2 separate regions of the Homo sapiens genome follow, and region 2 is linked to region 1. Evidence: chromatin contacts called from ENCODE Hi-C or POLR2A ChIA-PET data. All regions are on one chromosome and are shown on one strand. Each heading gives the region's core, a stretch centred on a gene start or an enhancer-like site at or near the end of the contact. The rest is flanking DNA. Distances are from core to core; before and after follow the strand shown.

Region 1 (3,758 bases), core at 494-2,993:
TCCAGCTCATTTATCATACAATGCATTTAGTGAGGGAGGGTTTCACTTTATGTAAGTAATAAGCTACACATGCATAACTTCTTTTGCTTGGATAGTGGCTCTTCAGACCTGGATTTAATTAATACAGAGCTGCATCTGGGTCTGTCAGAGGGAAGTGATGAAACATACGCTCCCATATGGATTTATAGCTAGTTAGAGTTTTTGCAGACTCAACTGCAAAATCTTCAAGCGAAGGACCGAGTTTGGTTGTTGACATAATAATATGGTCTTATCTAAATGTTTTGTTTTCTTTGACTATAACTTGAGTTAATGGTCAAGCAGAGCAAAAACATTGGCAGTTACTGATTCAGACACATTTATAGACATCTTTTTCCCCCCATGGAAAAAAAGGAACAGAACAGTGCAACTGAAGTTCATTCTTCCATTTATTCAGAGATGTGAAGACATGTAAGACATTGTCATAGCTCATGCTCCAGGAACACACAATGTGGAGTAAAGGAGGATGGCAGACATGGAAACTATTATCTCTGATTAAGCAGCATAAGTTCCACAAGAGATATCATCATTGATAGGGAGAATAGACTTCATCAGAGTGCTCTTTGGCATTGGGGCAGTGGGGCTCTGAGGAACACCTTTACTTGGACCAGACCTTGAAGTAATGGTGGGATTTCCAGGACAAAGAGGAAGATAGAGACCTCCAGAGAAGGAAGAGAGAGAGAGAAAGCACACAGTCTTGGCAATATAGTGTCCAGGCAACACTCGAAAGTAAAGTGGCTGAAGGTGAGATTGGAAAGAAAGGAAAATCATTTTATTTGAACCCCTACTATGTGCTGGGCCATGTGAGACACTTTACAAACATGACTCTCTGATTCTTCCTGTAAGCCATATCTTACAGGCATGAAAACCAGGGCTCCAAGAGGTCAAAAGGGTCACATAGACAGATGCGTACAAAGCTGAAGCCAAACACAGCTGTGCAGCTCCAGGGCGTATGCACTTCACATCAGGCACACAAATGCGAGGGAGGCTGGGGCACAGAAATCCAAAAAAGAAAGTTAACAAGAGCAAGATTTTTATATTTATATCTTCTAATAAGCCTTCATCCATCAACAATTTTTTTAAATGCTGCTTTAAGGTTCACTTGCTTTCATTCATAAACTGGAAAGCGAATCCCTGGACAGGTTTTAGATATATGCAAGATGACCCTGTGAATCCTTCATTATTACATACTTTATGATTTTTTTACAACTTGTATTTTGGGGGGGTCCTTCTTCCTCCTCCCTTGGACCTGCTGTACCCCTAGCCTCTGAAGCCTGCAGACTGATCACACTATTATTATCTTTCAACCATTCTGTCAGCCCCTCTTTTCCAGCCCTCAGACTGACCAAAGGCAAGAAAAACTATATATATATACAGTATGGTTTCCTTTTCTCTTCTTCCAGCATGACTGCAGATGCTACTTCTCCCTCAGGGACAAGCAGCTCTCCACACAGGCAGTTCACGCAAGTCTAAAGCCTTTTGCTAAGTCAAGTGTCACATGGGCTTCCATATTTAGCAAAGCAGCCCTGTTGCTGCAGGGAGAGAAGATTCTGGAACCCCTCTATGTAACTGATGTCAGCTGCACTCTCTGCTGAGCAGGGGCAAAGGAGACAAGACACCTTAGGCTGATGATTACATGTCTGTCAGTGAGCTCACGTTAATGGCAATTTGCAAGGGAACACATCACCCACTGGCTGACTGTGGGATTTTTATTGGTCTCTTTACTTTTTAAGCGTTCTCGCCATCTTGTGGCTACTTTCAATATTGCAGTTGAATGATTGGGCACAGGTTCAACCACCTTGCAAATCATTAACTCATCTATTCAAGTACTTTTTGAGACTCTAATATCTCAAGTACTTACACAGAAAAGCAAGTGGACAAAAGCAAATAATAAGAAAAAAGCCTAGGAGAATTAATGTAATTATTTTTCACTACACTTTAAACCTCAGTAGCCAGGCTTGTCGCTGCCAGAGGCCATCAAAACTTTTCATTTGGGCGGGGCACAGTGGCTGACGCCTATAATCTCAGCACTTTGGGAGTCAAAGGCAGGCAGATCACTTGAGGTCAGGAGTTCGAGACCAGCCTGGCCAACATGGCAATACCCCATCTCTACTAAAAACACAAAAATTAGCCGGGTGTGGTGGCACACGCCTATAATCCCACCTACTTGGGAGGCTGAGGCATGAGAATCGTTTGAACTGGCAAGGCGGATGTAGCAGTGAGCCGAGGTCACGCCACTGCACTCCAGCCTGGGTGACAGAGCAAGACTCCTTCTGAAAAAAGAAACAAAAAAACTTCTCATTGACTTTTCTGCCCAGCCATGCTGTCACCCCTAACCACATAGTAGAGTTAGACAGGTCCTGCTACATGTTAAGTCACTTAACATGTTTCTGTTAGAGCTATAAGACATCTGAGAAATGGAATCGAATGTCTATTTTATAGACCTAGAATTACATGAGGAATAAAAGCCCAGCATAGAAAAAAATATCCAAAAAAGCAAAAATTAAAATCATTTTAATTTCATCACACAGATCTTGATTAATATTTTAATGTAGATCCTTCCATATTTTTATGCTTATATGTAATAAAATAATATGCATGCTATTTTTAAACCTTCTCTTTAAAACATGTGAATATCTCTTTCTTGTTCACTACTATATCCCTAGAGCCTAGAACACTGTTTGGCACACCAGGGTTTCTCTGTAAATACTTGTTAAATGAATGAATGAATGTAAATAAACAAACCTGCAGAATTGCTTTTAATATCTGTATAATATTCTACTCTTAGGATATTGTGTATATATTTAACTAATCTACTCTTGTCTGATATTGTGACTCTTTCTTTTTTCTTTTTTTTTTTTTTTTTTTTTGAGACGAAGTTTCCCTCTTGTTGCCCAGGCTGGAGTGCAATGGCATGATCTCGGCAAACTGCAGCCTCTGCCTCCCAGGTTCCAGCGATTCTCCTGCCTCAGCTTCCCAAGTAGCTGGGATTACAGGTGCCTGCCACCACACCTGGCTAATTTTTTGTATTTTTAGTAGAGATGGGGTTTTGCCATGTTGGCCAGGCTGGTCTCGAACTCCTGACCTCAGGTGATCTACCTGCCTCAGCCTCCCAAAGTGCTGGGATTACAGGCATGAGCCACCATGCCCAGCTGATTCTTTCTATTTTTACTGTTAACAAAACTATAATAAGCAAAGGTAGTGGAATTTGATGAGTTTTACTAGATAGTAACATGGTAAAGGGGTCCCTCAGTCAACCTTGTGATTATGAGACCAGGTGCAGCAATGGTGGTAACTGCTTTCTAAACAAAATACAAGCTCTGCTACGGAGGATTGCATACTCCACACCTTTTATCCAACAAAATGAAACCAAAGTGACATCATCTTCATCAGAACTCTACGTATTGATTCTCGAGCCTAGCTGCAAATTAGCATTGCCTGCGGGAATTTCAGAACTAGGGATGCCCCCAGAGATTCTGCCTTCATTGGTCTGGGTAGGTCTCACCCACAAGGATTTTCCAGAACTCCTGGGTAACTCTAATGTGCAGCCAGGACTGAGAAACTCTGCTTTAAATAGAATGAGCCACAGGGATCATGTCAAGGAGACCTCATTATAGTACTTGTTTCCTAGTGAAGAAGCCCTCTGAGTGTGTGCAGCTCAAGATAAACACATGATGCCATGTATATTGTAGCTTCTCAGATCCAGTGCTGCAAGTTCTGCA
Region 2 (3,758 bases), core at 772-3,271, 370 kb after region 1:
TTTTCAAGTTACCAAAAATAGTATTTCATGCTTTGTACTTATTTTTAAAAGGGACTTTCACATCTAATTCTCCTTTGATCCTCCTGACAGTCCTACACAGCAGGCGGGCTAGATGTCATTATGACCATTTGTCATATAGTGAAATTGGGCATGGAGGGGTAAGGAGATGTCATGTGCTCAAGGGACCTTCTGATGAGTGGTGCAGGCAGGCCAGGATGCGGGCCTCAGGGCCCCAGTTCATCTTCCCCCCTCTGTGCTCTCTCCTCTAGCCAGGCTAACTGTTCTTAGCTTAAGGGGAATGACAGAAATTTGAAAATCATTGATGGAAATGCCTGGGAAGAGCTGGGCGTGCGGATCAATAGTATTAAGAGTTGTTCTGCTCAGTTTGCAGAGAGAAAAGGGCATAGTACTGAGGAATAAAAGCAAAACTGCTGTTCAGCCCTCCCAGCAGCCCCTCTTCTGTGGCAGGAATGCCTTCCCATACGCCCAGCATTCTCATTCATCCCATGGGCACAACTCCAGGGGCGAGAGATTATTAATTTGTTTAACATAAAAAATCAAATGAGCCCCTATTATGTGCCAGCTGCTGTACTAAGTACTAAGAACACAGAGATAAATAAGATGTAATTGGTGGTTTTGGAGCATTCATCGTCCAACTGAGAAGATCTTCATGTACGCAGGTATCACCAATGTAATGGATAAGGCCATCGTCAAGATGGGGAACTCCATAGACAGAACTACTACCTCTGCCTGGTAGAATCAGAGGAGGCATCTCAGCTTCCCTAAACTGTGAATGTGCTACTGGGTTGTCCTACTGTGAATAAGGGAGTGAAGGTAAATGAGGCATTGTGGCCAGGCTGTGGTGTGGAGTGAATTCAAGCATTATTCTTAGCGCAATGTCAGGCGGTGGAAGGCTGGTAGCAGAGGAGTAAAACAACCAAGCTATGTCCTCCCCGCCTCCCAACTTCTCCTCTGCCCCTTCTTAGCACTAAAATACTAAGAATTTTGACCAGGACTGGCAGTTAAAGTATTCTCTTTGTTCCATCGCACAGAGATGAAAAAGCTGAGGCTTAGAGAGGAATGCCGTCTCATTCAAGATCTCACACTTGTTAAACAGCAGGCTGACCCAAGCTGGTGACTGGCATGCATCATACTGCCCAAAGCCACTCTGAAGGATAGGGCACCCCTGGGCTTTTATCACACCTGAGATCTGCTGAGTAGCAGGAATTAGGAAATATTAAGAGAGAAATATGAGACTATTAGTCAAAGGTATCATATAATAGAGAAAGGTTTAGTAAAATAAGGGCTCCAAAAGGCCACTGGATTAGACAATTGAATCATCGATGACCTTATCAAGAATTGATTCAGTAGAGCAAGGCTTCTCAACCTAAGCACTGTTGATGCTTTGGACTGAATGATCTTTGTGGTGGGGGCTGTCCCATGCATTGGAAGATGTTTAGCACCCTGGCCTCTATCTACCGGATGCCAACAGCACCCTCTCAATCGCAACAACCAAAAATAACTTCAGACATTACCAAATGCATCCTAGGAGGCAAAATCACCCATGCTGAGAACCAGCACAGTAAAGCTGTGTGAACAGAAGCCAGACTGGAGAGTTACTGAGACCTCGAGCCTGGACCACCCTTTCGAGAGGTCTGGCAGCCAAGAGCAGACAGGTGAGAGGGGTGAGCTGGAGGAAGAGGCTGGCGTAGGAGGACAGCTTTGTTCGTTTGTTGTTGTTTTAAAGAGTTTTATTTCTAATGGAGAATACAGTTGTTTGCCCTAAGGAAAGAACCAAGAAAGAGGTAAAGGTTAAAGGTAAGGAAAAGTCACCAAGTAGCATCCATTTAATTATTTCACAAACATTAAGCATCTCCAGTTACCAGACTCTGTGCTAGGCTCTGCAGATGTCATGGTGAACAAGTGAGAGGTTCCTTGTTCAAAAGATAAAAAAATATTGAAAAGTTTGAAATGGCAACAGAGCATTAAACCCCAAGCAGGAAGCCCTTCTGTGCAGGGGTGGAGTAGGAGGGTGTTCTGTGCACCTGCTCAGATTCTATGGACAGGAAGCTATCCCTGGTTGTCTAAGTGAGGCAGAGGTGGCCCTGGCCTCACAGAGTGTAAGCCTTGTTGTCTGGTGAATAGGACAGGCAATAAAAGAAAGTAAAACAAGCACTGGGGTATGGAACATGCAGGAATATTGTTGCACACTGTAGGACACCTAAACCAAGAGATTTGCAGACAGAGGAAGTGATACTGAAGCTTTAAGCTGTAACGTTAGGGATTATTGTCAGTTAGACAGACAAAGAGGAAGGAAAAGAATGGTAAGGCTATGAGGAAGGGCATGCAAATCTGGAAGGAACCAAGAAGAGATCATTCTGGGTGAAGGACAGAATGGGCAGATTCTTGACAGGCAGGTAGCCAGATCATGAAGAATCTTTCAGAACACTGAGTGTTTTGACTCTGTCCTGTGAGCACTGTAAAGGCATACTTACTTTTCAAGCACAGAGTGGTGTGATCAGATCGGTCCCTTAGAAAGATCATTCTGTATGGGCTGGAGGAGGACCAGAGTGGGATAGGCTGGCAGCAACTGGGAGAGATGCTGATGGACTGCTTCCCCAAGGTGGTGGTAGATGGAATCAGAGATGGTTTGGATATAGGACTCTTGGTGGTTGATTGGCCATCAAGAGTGAAGTTCAGACAGGATGATTCCCAGTTTCATGGCCTGGGCATCTCACTAGGACTCCATACAAGACCACTTGGAGAGGAAGATGTATGGGGGAAGAAGATGAGTTAATTCATTTGGGACCCTTTAAGTCTGATGGCCCATAGGAGTACAAGACAGCAGTTAGAAAGGTGGCCAGGAACTCAAAAATATGACTGGAGGTTTAGATTTTGGAATCATCAGCATATTGATGCTATTGGAAGTCATGAGTGTTGATGAGATCATCCAAGGAGCATGTGTGGCATCTGAACTGGTGGGATCTGGGTTAAATAGTTACTAAATGAGCATCTATTATGCTCTCTATGCTCTCTTAGGAACTGGGGATGTAGTAATAACCAAGGCCAGACAGAAATGCCCCAATCCTCATGGAACTCATAGGTTCTCAGGAGGAAGTTTCCAAAGGATGTAGAGGGGATAGAATTCAGTGCTTCTCCCTTTCCCCTGATCCCACCAAGCCCATCTACACTTCTGGATACCTGTTAGAAAACCCCATCTCCTCCTACTTTTGGAGAGAGGATCTTATTTTCTGTCATTCTCTGTGAGGACTTTTGCATTTCCTCTTTCCATCTGTCTGAAAATGCAGTTACCTTTCTCTGGTGCTGAGTTGCAGAAAACCCAAGTTAATTCTGTTTTTCCTTTGTCCTGAAATGCAGATACAGTTTCAGAGATCCAGACTTTAAAATCAAGGCCCTCAAAACAATAAGCAGTTGTAAATGCTAATGAAAGCTGTGACCTTGGTGTTCTGGAAACGGCAGAAAGCCCATTAGCTCTGTGCAGCACAACTAATCTCTGTCAGCCTCAACAAGTCAGACCAACAAAACCTACAAGGGTTTTGTCACTTCTCTAGGGAGATGCTGTAATGTGCAAAGACAATGCTGCCTGCTCTGCATACATTTAAAGCATCTTGCCACTACATTCTCTACCAGTCTTCTTTTTCCAAGGTCAAAACTGAAGTGTCCTTTATTTTGGGCTTTTAGTGTTTTTTTTTTTTTTTTTTTTTTTCAGTCTTTCCATGCAAAAAGAAAACTTCAAT

Evidence for each region. A loop is a pair of places that touch in the nucleus more often than their neighbours do. ChIA-PET counts read pairs that join two places held with the same protein, here RNA polymerase II (POLR2A). Pooled maps may share reads with other maps.
Region 2: a loop to region 1 is called in a pooled map, with 2.4 times the contacts of the local background. The contact joins two enhancer-like sites. A Hi-C loop is called at or near these places in 1 of 50 pooled maps. POLR2A ChIA-PET finds 5 or more read pairs at or near these places in 2 of 52 experiments (Caco-2 and H1).

The regions. Positions count from the first base shown.
Region 1 is chr6:12,892,293-12,896,050 of GRCh38, forward strand. All of the region lies in intron 4 of PHACTR1 (phosphatase and actin regulator 1), which reads left to right. Among named protein-coding and RNA genes, the nearest start is that of PHACTR1, 180 kb to the left of the region's middle. Within about 2 kb of position 1,744, at least 2 of the 41 ENCODE cell types and tissues checked have a DNase peak (open chromatin) inside an H3K27ac peak, as active enhancers do.
Region 2 is chr6:13,259,535-13,263,292 of GRCh38, forward strand. All of the region lies in intron 10 of PHACTR1 (phosphatase and actin regulator 1), which reads left to right. Among named protein-coding and RNA genes, the nearest start is that of TBC1D7, 67 kb to the right of the region's middle. Within about 2 kb of position 2,022, at least 5 of the 41 ENCODE cell types and tissues checked have a DNase peak (open chromatin) inside an H3K27ac peak, as active enhancers do.